Linked DNA regions of Homo sapiens: regions 2, 3 and 4 are each linked to region 1. The links are chromatin loops, found by intact Hi-C in ENCODE. Cell type or tissue: sigmoid colon. All regions are shown on one strand. Region 1 overlaps FGGY (FGGY carbohydrate kinase domain containing). Region 2 overlaps FGGY (FGGY carbohydrate kinase domain containing). Region 3 has its middle 4.1 kb from the start of HSD52. Region 4 overlaps FGGY (FGGY carbohydrate kinase domain containing).

Region 1 (4,000 bases):
TCAGCTAAAATTAGATCTTTTCTCCTTTTGTTTTGGCCTAGGACTAGCAAACATGTAATGCAAAAACTGTATATGAAATCAAGGATTCATGACAGAATGTGGTCACCTAAAGCTGCCCCTGTTTTATAGGTTTGCCTGAAATTCCAGTGGTCTCAGCAGCCCATGGTGATGAAAGGATCTGGCCCACTAAAGGAGTCCAGAACCGTGGACTATTTTAGGCATGAGTGTGTATGAGTGGGGAAGACCAGGAGGCACTGAAGGATCTATCTCATTATCATAAAAGAATGTTATTATTTTATTTTATTTCTTGATGCTCTATCTGGCCTTCTGGAAATTTCAGTATATAAGGTCAGGCCACAACCTCCCACAGCAGGGTCCATATCTGCCTTTTTCATCCAGTTATATGGATGAATAAGCACAATGCTACTCTGGCAAATTTTGAGAGCACAATGCATGTTAATTAAGTGAATGAATAAAAACCTTCAGATCTCAGTTATAGAAGGAAGCTTTCAGGTTCCTAATCATTTTTTAATGGCTTCTATTATAAAGCCTAGATCTTTAGATACTGCTCTGTATGCAGGCTGGAGAAGAGACAAAAGTTAGACTCCTGGAGTGCATGAAGCAGAACACTGGGTTCCTTGCATAGACCATTAACCTCAATGGAACCAGGAGAGCCTTCCAACAATGCTCTCCTGGTTTTGCCTACCTCACATTCCTCCCACCACCTACTGCCCAAGACACAAATGCATGCCAGATCTCTAGCAGACCTTCTTTCCTATTTCAAAAAGTACAAAAACAAAAAGAGGCTTCTGATTAAAGATGCCAGATTGACTACACGTGTTGAACTCTGTGCCCTTTAAAAATTCCAACAAAATGGTTGTACAAGAATGTTTCAAAGAGGCAAAAACCCACAATGAGAACAGGATAGAAGATGACAGCATCGAAAATCTAAAAGCCAAAAACCATGGTAGTAGTAACTCTCTTGGTAGACTTGAGAAAGGTAAAACCTAAATAGCAGCAGGAAAAACCCAGAAGCAAAATGATTACCCTACAGAGACCCAAAAAGTTCAGGAGGTGGTGGTGCTCACCACCCCTGAAAGTGAGGATAAAAATGAGGCTAAAAACAGCAGATGGTACAAAAAGTATGTTTAGGAAGTAATTAGATCCCATGTGACCTCACTATTAGCAACCAGGGTACTACTTCTCCCACACTACGGAAGAAAAGTACTAAGGTCCAATGTATTAGTCCATTTTCACACTGCTGATAAAGACATACCTGAGACTGGGTAATTTATAAAGAAAAAGAGGTTTAATAAACTCATGGTTCCACGTGGCTGGGGAGGCCACACCATCATGGTGGAAGGTAAAAGGCACGTCTTATATGGCAGCAGACAAGAGAGGAGGAGAACCAAGTGAAAGGGGTTTCCCCCTTATAAAACCATCTGATCTTGTGAGACTTATTCACTACCATAAGAACAGCAGGAGGAGAAACAGCCCCATGATTCAATTATCTCCCACTGGGTCCCTCCCATAACACATGGGAATTACCAGAGCTACAATTCAAGGTGAGACTTGGGTGGGGACACAGCCAAACCATAGCATCCACCCTTAGATAGGGTGCGATAAAAGGTCCAGGTAAGGGTAGAGTATCTTGACAAAAAGAGACTGATTCAGTATCTGCTTTTTTGCAGGCCAGCCCTCAAGCTCCTTTCCCCGACTCAGCTCCCAGAGCTTTGGCTGCTAGGTTCACACCCTGAATATTTATTTTTGGGGAATCTGACCAGAAAAAAGAAAAGATATAAGGCTAATTGGGAGAGCAGAAGGTATAGAGAAAATAGCCTAGCCAGATAACTCTAACCTTAGGAAGATTAAAATGAGGGAATGTAAGTAAAGCTAATATAAGTAAAGCTACTATAATCACCATCTTTATTTTCATCATCTTTAGTTTCAATCAGAAAATAGTTACTGAAGGTATTTCCCTCTATATACATATCAGAGTTTTCCTAGTTAGGTAGGAGCCTCCAGACTCTATCAGAAACAAAGCGAAAGGGTCACCAAAATCCGAGCCAGAGACCATGAAGTAGCCTCAGCACAAACAAGAACTTTTTATTCTCCTGCTTTTACTCAGAGCAAGGCGCACATCAAAAGCACATGCCTGCTGAGTTCCAGGGGCCTGATCATTCTCATGCATTTCTCCACCAAGATTTTATAAAAATGAAGCCGGCACTGCTGCATTATTTATACGCAGCTCACTGTACTGACATTGCCAGGCCCCAACTTTCAAGGGAAACCTTTTGTTCTCTGCTTAGGGAAGGCTGAACCTGGAGAGTCTCAATCGAACCAGCCAGTGAAGAACAGAATAATTAGAGCTGAGAGTGGGGATAAATTACCAAGATATTCCTGGCTGCAGCCTTTGGTACATCACAGGCCTCTGATGGCTCTGTTTTTCCAAGCCATGCAACAGACTGAATTACCAGCCCTGAAGATACAGCTCATTGGGAGATAAAATGACTCAGATTGGATTGCTAATTGTATCAACAAAGAGACCAAGAAGGCCTTAATTTCTGAAGAAATACCACTGCACCAATCGGAGCAGCTTCTGTTAAAGAGCTGTCAGATTTCAGGCCTGTTACTATTGGCTCTGTACTTCATCAAGACTTGCTGACAGGCCCGTGACAGGCTGAAATAATATATGCAATGATGCAACACAGGGCAATATTAAATTGCTTTTTCGGTCAGACTTGCCGATAACATGATTCAAACGTGGCCATGACAATATGGGGAGCATGAAAGAACTGAATAAATAATCGAGTTGAGGGAATTTTCCCATGCCACCAAAAGAAAGAGATCTAAGAGTCAGAAAACAAAAGATCTTAAAGTTGCCACCAAAATATTCCAAGATCGTGATGAAGCCCCTGGATTCACGGATTTGGATCTGTCCCCTAAAAAATAAGGACGGTACTAATTAGAGGCAATATGAGAGAAAGCAGGAAAGTAAAGAAAACAAGTGACAGCTTACTTAGTGCCTATTATACGCCAGGCATTATGCATAGAAATTTTATGTGGGTTACTGAATATCACAACAAACTTGTGAGGATACTATTATTAGTATTTCCATTTCACAGAAGAGAATACTGAGGCTCAGAAGTTAAGTCATTGGAGGTTGTATCATTAGGAAAGAGCAGGACAGAAGTTCAAAACCTGCCCTGATCAATTAAAAGTCCATGCTTGTTAACTACATGCTTATTCAGGCCCACTCAGGGAAAGATATTTACAAAACATTACAAAGACTGGTTACTCCAAGTGAAAATGTACAGTAATTTTGAGGTATTTAATTTCTCGTGTTTTTCTTGTCTGTTATCTCCTTTTTTTAACAAAGGAAAAATATGAAAATAAAACAGATGGAAGAGGTCAAGAAACACAGAGCTGTAGAAAGCAGTTAGCTGCCTTAGGTTTGCTGTGAGGATGTTCTGGTAAAAAAGGGTGTTCGGGAGATGTGTGCCATAGGCAAGGACACAGGGACAACAATGAGATGTTCTCTCAAGTTGGGAAAATGAAGTCTGGTTTTGAGAGTTCAGCTGTAAAGTTAATCCATAATGAGCAAGAGTAAAATATTCAAAATTATCAAAACAAAACAATGGCTTCCAGAACATTCAGAGCTCACAGGAACCATACTGAAGGCATTCAGATGGTTAAAGAAAGAATGTGTCAAGAGGATGATTAGGCTGCAGGAGACTAGAAAAAGAAGCAGCAGCAGAAGTGGAAGCAGAGGCAAGTGCCAGAGCAGGGAGGAAGAGGACTGCACCAGGTAGAAAGAACTGCATGTGCCCAGGGCTGGAAGTGAGGCAAGCAAGTGGCCACACCCATCTCAGCAAGATCCTTGCTGTGCATACCTCAGAAGCTGAGTGTTGCCCTGGCATGAAGAAAAGGAGCAAAAGAGCCATTTATTTCCCTCCTCCCTCTTTCTCTCCCTCCTTCCAAAAATATTTATTAGGCTCTT
Region 2 (4,000 bases), 64 kb before region 1:
ACCAATCATTCTGGACAAAGAACATGTGTGCCAAGTCACAGAGGTGTAAATGCATGGGCAGAGTATGGAAGTGTCTGAAAGTATACACACACAGAATGGAAACACAGCTCCACAAAGCAGTGCCTTCCCTTACTTTGTGAAATGTACTCTGATGTTTTCCACTTTGTTCTATTCAATTCTGTTCCATTCTGTTGTGCAAATTCAGTGGTCATGTCCTGCTAAATTGATCTCATGAATTATAAATCATAGTTTAAAACAAAACATTGTTAGAATGAAAGGCTAGGAAAAAAATATATGGCTACAGTTGAGATGAGAGATGCTGAGAACCAGAACAACTTCCCCTGCAAAAAACACACACAACCTGCAATAAGGATGAGGAAGTCATCATTCTTTACTGTAATTCTTTGTTTCCCTGTGTGTTTTCCCATTAAAAGCTGGGGAAGAGACTTTGGTTTTATTTGGTTTTGTTTTAAGTTCACTGTCTTCTAGCACCATGCCTGGACATGGTAAGTGTTCAACGGGTGTTTTATGAATGAACAAATGAATACATGAATGAAAGACTTGAGAGTTATGTACAAGATAAAATCAAGACTGCAGCCAAGGAACTGGATACAGGACATAAGCCAAATATATTATTAAAATAAATCTAAGAGACTTATAAGGGTTTTGGAGTACCTTACAAAAAAACAGTAGAGCTAAGTGTGGCAAGAAATTAACATATCTTTTTTGAATTTTCAGTAAACAAAAGAACTATGCAGAAAGTTATTCAAATACATTTTTTTCTATTGCCATGTATAAAGAAATTAATACAATTATAAATAAATTTTATCATTAATGAAAAGTTCTGTAATTCTATCCAAATGCCTAGCTGTAAAAAGGCTTTTCATTATTATATCCTGAAACACCAAAGTCCTTGACCTTTGCTTTAAAAACAGAAAAGGAGTGTCTTCGGTTCTAGGGAATATTCCATTTGAATACGGTTTTGGCTGTAGGCAACAAATAAGAGATTACCTAGTCCTCCTGCATGGGCATCAATGAGTGAAGCTGCGACCGCAATCCCAGGGAGAAGGCCAAGGTCTCTTGCTGCCTCTGGTGTGAGCCCATTTCCAAGAGAAGCTCCAGGAGGTAGCACTTGGTTTCCTGGGTAGACATGAGAAAAAACAAACACCATCAGTTTGAAAAACACAAAAGTAAACAGAGGGTTTTTTTTAAGAGAAACTCTTTGCTCTCTCCTCCCTCCTCTGCATTTGCAAAGATAAAAACCATGCAGTCATCAAGAGTCCCTTTGCTCATCCAGTGACTTTAGTGTACGTGCTTGGTACCTATGGGTCATGCTTTGTGGAGCTTTACAAACAAGGAACTCTAAAGCATCATTCAAACCAGATAAAGATTCTGAAAATGGGAAATTTCAAAAGGAATATAAACACAGTAGCCTCTTAAATACAAGGTTTAAATGCTCAAACCATTCCAAATGGGCTTCCTAACACAGCAGATCTACTAACCTACTTAAACGCACGTAAACCCACATGTTCACACATCCATACACCCTCTCTAATGAACGTATATTCCTAAGTCAAGAAAACTTACTCTTTCAGTTGCTTCCTGGCAGAGGATAAGAGGAAAAAGGTGTACTTTGTACCAACAAATAATTAGTTAAAAAGTTTTTCTCAGCTGGAAAAAATATTCCAGTCTAAACCTTTGCAAATTTTACAAGGCTGCCACTTGCACAATCATATAATACAATTTGAATGATGTTCTTTGGAGTTGTGCAATGCAGTGACCCTGATTTTTCAAGTGACCTTGAATTCTTGCAGTCAGGCCTTCAGTTAAGAATTGATTGTCTTGCTTTGTGTGGGTGCTGTGGGGCTGTGAAAAGCAGTCCTTGCCCCCAACCTAGTTAGGAAGACAAGATAAGAACCCAGAGAACCACGTAAGACAGAATAGAATGAAATGATCCATCTGCTCCTAGGTGTTAAACAGAGCCCGAGCCCTCTCTCATCCCCCAAGGATTCTATAGTATTTCTGCACTGCAGGGAGGGGCTAGGAGTTGACTCATAGATATATTAAGACCCCTTTGAGCCCCAAGATAGAATCTGGGTGCATAATCAGCAATTTTTGAGTGCTAAGATGCCACTTGTTAATTGTTCCATGGAGCTCAAGGACTGGGCAGAGGTGCTCCAGGACCTCTGGGGGTAGAGGTGAGGGTGGAGGTTGGGAGAGGGGTCAGAGAGTGAACAGCTTAACCAACCTCCTCTAAATGGAACCAAAGCACTTTGACGACACCATTTTTATCCATTTTAAGAGCTTCTATCTACAATTGAATATGAAAACAAGTTTAGCTAAGAAGAGTAAGACTGAAACCTCTGCAGTGACTTCTAGAAGAACTCTGCTGTCCAATATGGCAGCCACTAGTCACATGTGGGCTGAGCACTTGAAGTATGGCTAGAGTAACTCAGGGACTAAATTCTTCATTTTATTTAGTTTTATTTAGTTTTAACTTCAACTTAAAAACTGATATTAAATTCAGTTACTGAAAAACTTTTAAGTATGTTCGGAACAACTTGGGTATGCGAATCTACTTTTTCTAGATTAATTTAAGAAATCTAAATCAAGTATTTCCAACAAAAATCTAGCGTCTGAATTGAGAGGTGTTAAGCGGAAAATACACACCAGATATCAAAGATTTCATCTGGAAAAATGAATGTAAAATACCTCAATAATTTTTATATCAATTCCATGTTAAAATAATAATTTGAATATACTAAGTTAAATAAGATACATTAAAAATTAGTATCACTTTCTTCAGCATGGCTACTAAAAAATTTAAGATTACATATGTGGCTCATATTATATTTCTATTGGACACTGATGGTCTGGAGGATAAGTATAAGATGCTCAAAGGATGGGGCAGAGAACAGGAAAATCTTATTCTGTTTCAAATGCCAAAGTAGCAGAAACCTGGAAGAGAGCAGTGTCCTTGGCTTTGTATAATACGGTTCTGGACAATATCTTAATTATGTCACTATGGCTAGTATCTAACACAGGAGAGACTGCACTCCAGTTTGCTGAGCACTTTCATGCTAGGGACTGCACTAAGGACATAGCATGCATTTTCTCATTTCATTTTCATATTAACCCTCTGTGAAGGGTACAATAGGACCCATACTACCCCCATTTTACAGACAGATGGGAAAATTGTGGTTTACAGAAGAAAAATAAACACCCTAGAGACAGCCTAAGAGCTGAAGACAGGCCATGGGTTCTACTCTGACTGATATCCACACCTCTGCTCTTATTCATTACATTACCTTTTGGAGTAAAAGTTGTTTAAAAATGGGTTCTGAATGGATGAAAGGATCAAGAGAAGTATTTTTAGAACAAGCATTATGTATGTTAAAAAAAAAAAAAAAGAAAAAAGAAAAAGAAAAAGGAGCACCGTTTAGAAATCTTGCCTACTAAATTGAGATTTTTTAAAAATGGTTTTCATAGGAAGGTCAAAATGGAAATTCTGTTCCACCTTCACCCCCAATCTCCACAAACATAAAAGGTGTAATTTTTATAAAAAAGGTTCTAGACAGGATTAGCAGGGTGGGGCACTCTTCCAAGTTTTCTCTATAGTAATTTAGGAAGAAACCTTAGCTGGTAAAGGAGCTTAATTTGATTCTATGTCCTCTAGGCTCAGAACATGAGGCTGCAGACCACTGCGAGGCAGAGAGAGTCCTGGGCATGCAGACAGGAGATCTGGGTCTAATTATAGGCTATAGGACCACAGGGAGCTTCATCAGCAGAGGATGCGTCTTGAGCAAGGACAGAAAAAAGGGAGAAGGGGCCCCTAAGGGAACTATCAAAAGGGCTAGGTAAATTGGAACATAGGCTGGGGTGTGAACTGGTAGGGGGTGGGTGTTGAAGGACAGAGGAAGCTGGGGAGGCAGATGGGGCAGTGGATGCAGGGCCTTGTAATCCATACTTAAGTGTTTGAACTTAATCATGAAGCCCACTG
Region 3 (4,000 bases), 300 kb after region 1:
GAGGATATTGCCATATAGTAGACTAGACATAGTACCTAAACTAGATCTCTGGATGCTGGGATGATGTAGAGAAGTCCTGGAATATATCAGGAAGTTGACTCAATAGGAGTCAATCAAGCTAAAGAAATTGGGAACAATTATTGCTTTTATACTATGCACCAGACTCTATTCTATGCACTTTGCATGTACGAACTAAGTAGGTTCTATTGTCATTCCAAGTCTACATATGCAAAAACTGCAGCACAGCTCACAGCTGGCAAATGGCAGAACCAGGATTTGAAACCAGGTAGTCTAGTTTTACAAAACAAATGCTTACTTTGCTCAATCAGTTCCTCTGATTAATGTTAAAATCTGCTTTCCTATACCTTATGAATCTTCATCCCACTTATTAATTCTGGTTTGGGCCAGAATCAGAAGTTTTCATTTTTAACCCAGAAGTTCATGGATGAATTTCTGCAAATCTAGTGAACCCTGAAATTGTAAAGAAATTTTAATGATTTTTTAGCATTTGTGTATTATTTACTGGGAAGTGGTAGAAAAGCTTTTCGACAGATTCTCCAATGGGTCTTTGATCTAAAAATACACTTGTGAACATTGCTTTAGAGCAGGGGTTCTCAAAGTGTGATCCTGGAGCCAGCAGAATCAGCATCTCCTGGGTATTATTGGGAATGTAGGGCCTATCCCAGACCTACTAAATCAGAAACTCTGGGAGTGGGACCCAGAAATCTGTGTTAATAAGTCTTCCAGATGATTCTGATGTGTGCTCAAGCTTGATAACCACTGCCCTAGAGCAAACATAAACATGAATAATGTGGCAATAGGGTCTGTTCACTGGCCTGGGTGAGACATTCATAGTGGATGTGATATCAAGGAGGGGAGAGCAAAATCACAGAAGGCTGAGATCTTCTTTGGATACTCTCAGGAAGGAAACACTGAGACATAAACTTTGAACTGAGCCAATATTTTGGACAAGGCACTCACGTAGGACTTCCATGGAGCTCAGAACAGGCATTTCTGGGAGATGCTGAGCTCTTGACTTGCAGCTTAGAAGATGCAACCTGTAGAATCATGCATCATTCCCAAATCCCTTGGAGGCTAGCCGTCCCCCTCTCATATACAGTTTCTTCTAGGGCTAGAGTTTAGATATCTTGTTTCATCCAAGGTACACAGACCTCTAATGACATTTCACAGAGGATATTTTCCTGGACTCCCAGGGCATTTAGTATCACTGACACCCTAACCACTCACTGTAAGGTGCCAGGGCCCTGGCCCATACATTTGCCCGGCAACACAACAGCTGTGCACTCTGTGCAGGATTCATGCCTGCAATGCCAGTCTCTTTCAGCATCTTCCTTGAAACACAAAAAGGTCCAGAAACAACCTGCAGTGCTTGGCAATGGAAGCGGTGAGGATCCCTGTGCCCTACTCCCTTGCAGCCTGTCCTCTCCCAGGATCCAGGCTCGGCCTCTTTCTTTCCGCTAAGTCACAAAGCTGGAAAGTGCTGCGGGTAGGGAGAGAGCCTGTGCCTGCTGGTTGGCTTGGAAAGGTTCTGGGAATTCATTATGATCTAAACAACTATTCCAGTTATTCATGTGACTCAGCCCCTGAAATCAGGATCATCCTGTGTCCACAGGGCCGGGTGTTGCTGACTCAGTGCTGAAGAGGGCACCTTGTCAGCCCTCCTAGGCTCCCAACTCCCCCTCTCCCTCCCCTTCCTCCCCAGAGGACACTGAAGGAAAGCAGATGCGTGAGTAAGCTTCTCAGCCTGTTCAGTTTCATTTTTAAACAAGCAACCAACCTCCTCCCATTCTAGCTTCTCACCGCACACATCTGTCAGTCTTCTGTGCATTTTGGTGGGGAAGCAATCACAGTCACTTATGCATCATGCATTCACATATGCATTTAGCACAGGTTTAGCCACACCTACTGTGTGTGCAGCTGATTGCTAAGGGCTCAGATCCAGAGATAGACATGGGCTATATCTGCCCATAACATTCAGGGGTCTAGTGGGGAAAATGCATTAATGGACATTAAGGATGTAATGGAAAAAGCCCTGTAGCAGAGTGCTTTTAACTCTATGGAGAGCTTTGAGATTGCTGAGCTGCAAGTGCCAACCCTTTTTAGGTGTCTGGCATTCCTCTTCAACAAGCAGCAAAATTCATAGACTGTGGTTGGGAACTACTTCATCTATGAGAACTAGAGAGAGAAGAAAATTCCAGGAACCAACATGGCACAAGAGAGGGCTTTCTGGAAGAAGGCTGAAGAAGGCTGAAAGGGTGTGGAGACTAAAGTGGCAAGTTTTACAGTTTTCCCCAAGGGCCTTTCTTTCTTTTTTTTTTTAATATCTACAATTTTTATTTGTAAATTTGAAACACGTAAAATGGAAAAGGAAAATAGGAAGAGAAAAAGAAAAAAAATATATATGTATATATATAACCTAGTGTAATAGTTTGAGCGTTTTTTGTTTTTGTTTTTGTTTTTTGTTTGTTTTGTTTTTCCCTGAATATCTCCTTTTAGGTGAATTCCATCCATCCAGTTACTCCACTGTGGTACATCATACCTCTCTAGATTTGCAACACAGATGATTTCATGAGATTCCCCTTCATCACTGTCTTGGGTTGTTTCCACTCTTTTCTCCATTACATCTTCAATCTTTGTTGTTTTATTCCCCAGTTCCACTGGTGGTGGAAGGTGGGGGGGAATCCTCAATATATGGTCAAAAGTAGATAAGTGGCAATAAAATTAAGAGTTAAATTATTTTTTCTTAAACATAGAAGCAGTTTTCCCATTGTCTTTTAATTGCCAGTTGGAGAAATTTTTTTAATAGTTTCATTCTTGTCCTTTTCTTAAGTCTGATACACACTATGTACTAAGCACGATGGCACAATTTTCCCAAAATAGTAAACTGCTTGAGCTTTCCTTCCTCATTTGATGGGGGAAAGGTGGAGTGAAAAAAAGAAAGATCACATGCTGTTGAATGAAAATTAAAGAAAATATTACATGTAAAGTATCATATCTCATTAACTACTAAAAGAATACACACGCGCACACACACACACACACACACACACAGTAGGTACAGAAAGCTTAAGTAGCCTCACTGAGTGTGGCTGAGCCGAGATTAGGGCCTGTGTTGTTGCCACTTACAAACTTACTGTACATGTAGGTACATAACGCAACGAGATGCTCAGATCCCATTTTACAGATGGGAAAACTGAGACTTGGAGAAGTTGAGTAACATCTCCAAAGCCATACAAATAGTAGGTGAGGTGGCAGGCCTTCAGACCCAGGTGTATCTGAATTCAAAGTCTGGGCCCTTTCTGCCACACCATCCTGTTTTTGTCTTTTTTTTTTTTCTTTCCCTTTGTGAGACCAGATTTCATTTCTCTTTAGGATCTAGTTTGAACCTCTATAAACATGGAATCTGATACCATTGTCATCCAGGATTATGATTTTAATCCATTGCAACATTAGAATTAGAATGCTTAAGCTTAACCCCAAGCATACTTCCTTATATTCATTCATTCATTCAATACATTTATATTGAATATTCATCTGTTTGTGCCAGACCCAGGTCCCAAGAAAAGAGCAACGAAAAAGACAGGCAGGCAGGGTCCTTTCTCCTTGTGGACCATTGAGCATAACAGGGAGAGAAAAATGTGAAGTAATAGTTACACAACTGATCAGTTTATTACAACCGTAGTAAATGGTATTATAATGATAGCTACACTTCCATTGTTTACTATGTGCCAGTACCTATCCTAGGCAATGTACATATATTAACTCATTTCATTCTCATAGGCATACGAAGGAAGTAGAGAAATCAAGGAAGGCTTCTTGAAGGAAGTGTCAGCTCAGTCTGGAAGCAGAAATTATATTAAGGAGAGGGAGTTGGGGAGGAACATGAGTATCCTAGGACTGTGCTGGCCAGGTAATCCTTAGCTACATGAGGCTATGACACATTTGAAATGTGGCTAGGCTGAATTGAGGTGGGCTATAA
Region 4 (4,000 bases), 150 kb before region 1:
TACTGGTGTTCATTTTGGTATTTTGTTTAAACTGTACTTAGACATCTGGTGTACTCTTTGTGTCTGATATAAATATCATTATAAAAACTTCAAAAACAGTAATAAAAACTTTGGTTGCATACTGTATGTCAGACACTGAGCTCAATAAAGCTATAACAATAAGGCAAAATATTACTATTACTATTACTACTACTACTAATGAAGTGGCATGGTCGCTTACCTCAGGGAGTTCCTAATCTGACAGGGCAGCCAGGTAGAAATAAAAAAATAACAACAAAACATGGCAAGTGCTACAAAAAGGTAAGAGAGGAGTGCAGTACGAGCCCAAAGGAAGGAATAACTCACTGCCTGGGAAAAGAGTGAGCATTTCACAGAGATGGCCACCTTGAAGCAAGGCTTTGAACGAGGAGGACATACTTGCTTGGGCAGAGAGGAAGGGCAGCCCGGGCAGAAACAGTCATGTAGACAAGGCTCAGAGTCATGAAGCTGTAAACACATTTTGATTTCAGGGGGCCCCATATAAAGTTCTGCATTTTACTTTAAATAAAAGATCGCATGGTTTGAAGGATGGGTATAGTTTTGCATCAACAGATCCTACTGATTCTCAAAAATCCAATTTTAAAACAATTATGGTTGGGGAAAAAACCCACTGAAATGAGCCTTTAAATCAGTTAACAATTATAATAATAAATCATATAGAAATAATAAAATAGTCATTGCTAAGAGTTATTTGCATTTATCATATGCTACAGACTCTTCTAGGTTCTTCACATATATTATCACATTTAACACTCATGACAACCCAATGAGAGAGGTCCTATTATTATATTTACTTCACAGATGAGGAAATAGAAGCTGCAGGAGGTCAAATAGCTAGTAAATAGAAGAGGAGGGCTTTCAGGATCCAAATTATGAACCACCAACTTATTTCTCTCTCTATAACTAACTCTCCTTAGCTATAAAATCAATTGATTGGACTAGAAATATTTAATATCTCTTTTGTCTTTGAGGTTTTCTAAGATTTCATGAAGCTGAGTTGTTCTAGCCCAGCTGGTCAATCAGAACTCTTCAGCTAGCTATTTCAACACAGACTCTGCCCTCACATGGCCTGGGCTTCATGGGATTGTCTTGGGCTAACTCCTGGGGCTTCTTGAAGTACTTACTTTGCTCTGTTGGTAGTACCCCTAGTACTTGCTTTGCTCCATAACCTGTGGCCAAGATTATTGTGGGTTTTTCTGTCAACTTCATGAGTTGTATTTAATGGCTACTATCTAAAACATCTTACATTAGCTGATTAAGTATTCAGTAAATATTATTGGATACACACTGATTTCAAACTACTGTTTTAAACATGAAAAGATATAGAAAGACAGACATCAGAGCCAATAAGTGATGTAGTCTCCGTCCTCCCGAAGTTTATAATCTAGGGGGACTTGGAATTCAGTATGGGCTGGGGCATAACTCAGATATCAAGTGACTTGTAGGTGTACATTTGCATTCAGACTTAGAGTTACCCTGACAGTCTATAGAGTCAAACACAGTCAGCCCATATTATAGCTGAAGACACAGGCATGAAGAGGGTAAGCAAATTGCCCAGGATCATAAAGATCAGAAATGATGGAGCTGGGATTAGAAGCCTCTTTCCATGTGCTCCTGCCTCTCTTTTTGTCTATGCTCAAGCTGGCTCCATGAGTGCATGCCATTGGCTTAGTTTCATCTAAGGCAATGTGCCCGTCAGCCGAGTTTCCCTGTGGTGACAAAGCCCAGAAGCCTGCTCACACCTCTTCTGGGAGAGATGACTGGGCTCAGAGTGGGGAGCTGCTCCAGCTCCGTTTGTTCTGCCTCCCTGCAACGCCATCACTCCGAGGCTGGCCTAAGCCTCTGGCAGGGGCAAAAGGCAGGCTCCAGGCGCCAGTCGTCCTGGGAGGGAACAGGAGGTTTTGTTTTGAGTGCCTCCGGCCAGGTTGGGAATTTTAGAGGGTAGCCACAGGCATGTGTGGGACCGGGTATTTCCATGGTGGCTCATCTCACCCTCCAAATGGACGGTGCTATCGTCTTACTAGAGAAAAACCATTTATACACAATCCAGCCAACTCCTAGATCACCACATGGTACAAAAAAAAAAAAAAAAAAGCATAGAGAATTTTGTTTATGAATGGGGGCTCTCAGCATTCACCTTTATTTCTACATTTCTCAGATTGAATTGTAAATAGCTGTTAATGTCTGCCTCTCCCAGGAAATAGTGAGGAGCCATATCTTATCTTAAAGGCAGAAACATGGTTTAGTAACATGAGCACAGACTTAGGAGTCTGACAAACTTGGATATTTCTGGTTAGGTCATTTGCTGACCTGAGACTCAGTTTCCTTATCTGTCGATGGGGATCATCTCATTAACCACAGAGCTGTGTCTAAGTCCTAGATGGGGTAATGTGTATAAAGATCCTAGGACACAGTATGCTCTCAAGGCATGTTAAGCCACAGATGGCTTAATTCTGCAACTTTCTGGGACGGTGGAAAAGTTTGGTGTCCAAAGAGCTGGGTGCAGGTCCAGCCTCTACTCATTATTAGCTTCGTCTCTTTGGTAGGCTCTTCTTTCTCTTCCCTCCTGGATTCTCTCCTATGTTCATCTCACTGCCTACATCTCTTAGGGTCAGCTCATCCAGTCCTATGTGTGCAATGACAATTTTTATCCCACACTCAGGCCTTGCTCCTGAGCTCCACATGGAACCTTTGACCTGGATGGCTAATCGACATGTCTTGTTCTGTAGCTCTGGGATGAAGGATGGCACGTTATATTTTTGACATGTCAGAAGTATCTCTGTCTCAGGATACCATTCTTGACTTCCTGATCATTCATCGCTCTCATCTGCCCCACAGTAGGTCACGGTGCTCTGTCAAATATTTTTCAAACACAAGTCTTCCTGTTTCCAACTATTGCCACTACGTTAGTCCAGCCCTTCATCATTTCTTGCTTGGATTATTACAAGGGTGATGAAACTGGATTAAACTCGTTTCCCTGACCCAAATAGTGTCCTCCATCCTGTACTCTCTTAAGCGTCACTCAGAGAATCTTTCATACCTCCACCACAATGATCTTTCTAATACACAAATTTAATTCTATCATTCTCCTTACTAAAGTCCTTGAGCAGCTTGCCACGACATATGGGACTGTCTGATGTAGCTTTTACCTTTTTGTCTCCTGAAATCCCCTATGTTATCATTTCCCAATCCTCTGCCCCCATCATTTTTATTGCACCAAGCCCATCATAAGCTAGGCCTCAGACTTAAGTGAACCTGAAATTCCCCTTGTGCCATTTTCTTTCTCAACTCTTAGTGTTCATAAATTCTTGTCTCACTGATTAGAGGGCACTCCCTCTCGCTTTCCCCTAGCTAACTTATACATATTCCTTTTTTTTTTTTTTTTTTTTTGAGTCTTGCTCTGTCCCCCAGCTGAAGTGAAGTGGCAAAATCTCGGCTCACTGCAACCTCTGCCTCCTGGGTTCAAGTGATTCTCCTGCCTCAGCCTCCCAAGTAGCTGGGATTACAGGCACATGCCACCACGCCCAGCTAATGTTTATATTTTTAGTAGAGATGGGTTTCACCAGTGTTGGCCAGGTGGTCTTGAACTCCTGACCTCAAGTGATCCGCCCGTCTCGGCCTCCCAAAGTGCTGGGATTACAGGCATGAGCCACTGCACCCAGCCACTTACTTATTCATATTCTTTTAAGAACATGCATAACCCAGCACTTTGGGAGGCTAAGGCCAGCAGATCACTGGGAGGTCAGGAGTTCTGAGACCAGCCTGGCTGACATGGTGAAACCCTGGCTCTACTAAAAATACAAAAATTAGCTAGGTGTGGTGGCACGTGCCTGTAGTACCAACTACTTGGGAGGCTGAAGCAGGAGAATCACTTGAACCCAGGAGGTGGAGGTTACAGTAAGCCAAGATCGTGCCACTGCACTCTATCCTGGGCGACAGGGTGAGACTCCGTCTCAAAAAC

What was found. A loop is a pair of places that touch in the nucleus more often than their neighbours do. Peaks named below come from ENCODE experiments on the same cell type or tissue, not always from the same donor. Only the 100,000 strongest peaks of a DNase experiment are listed, where the experiment ranks them.
Region 2: it touches region 1 in a loop (5-fold over the local background); 3 of 110 quality-filtered maps call a loop at or near these places.
Region 3: it touches region 1 in a loop (4-fold over the local background); 2 of 110 quality-filtered maps call a loop at or near these places.
Region 4: it touches region 1 in a loop (13-fold over the local background); 2 of 110 quality-filtered maps call a loop at or near these places.

The regions. Positions count from the first base shown.
Region 1 is chr1:59,445,110-59,449,109 of GRCh38, reverse strand. The region is part of intron 5 of FGGY (FGGY carbohydrate kinase domain containing); the gene reads right to left. Among named protein-coding and RNA genes, the nearest start is that of FGGY, 150 kb to the right of the region's middle. In sigmoid colon, no CTCF peak of the experiment used is centred here; DNase peaks (open chromatin) are centred at 2,289 and 3,819.
Region 2 is chr1:59,509,451-59,513,450 of GRCh38, reverse strand. It overlaps FGGY (FGGY carbohydrate kinase domain containing), which reads right to left. Exons shown (of 16, transcript NM_018291.5): 7 at 1,012-1,140. Among named protein-coding and RNA genes, the nearest start is that of FGGY, 210 kb to the right of the region's middle. RefSeq lists a silencer at 1,227-1,427. In sigmoid colon, no CTCF peak of the experiment used is centred here; no DNase peak of the experiment used is centred here.
Region 3 is chr1:59,148,871-59,152,870 of GRCh38, reverse strand. No RefSeq gene overlaps it. Among named protein-coding and RNA genes, the nearest start is that of HSD52, 4.1 kb to the right of the region's middle. In sigmoid colon, no CTCF peak of the experiment used is centred here; a DNase peak (open chromatin) is centred at 1,650; H3K4me3 peaks cover 843 bases; H3K27ac peaks cover 1,547 bases.
Region 4 is chr1:59,599,116-59,603,115 of GRCh38, reverse strand. All of the region lies in intron 8 of FGGY (FGGY carbohydrate kinase domain containing), which reads right to left. Among named protein-coding and RNA genes, the nearest start is that of MIR4711, 130 kb to the left of the region's middle. In sigmoid colon, no CTCF peak of the experiment used is centred here; a DNase peak (open chromatin) is centred at 1,775.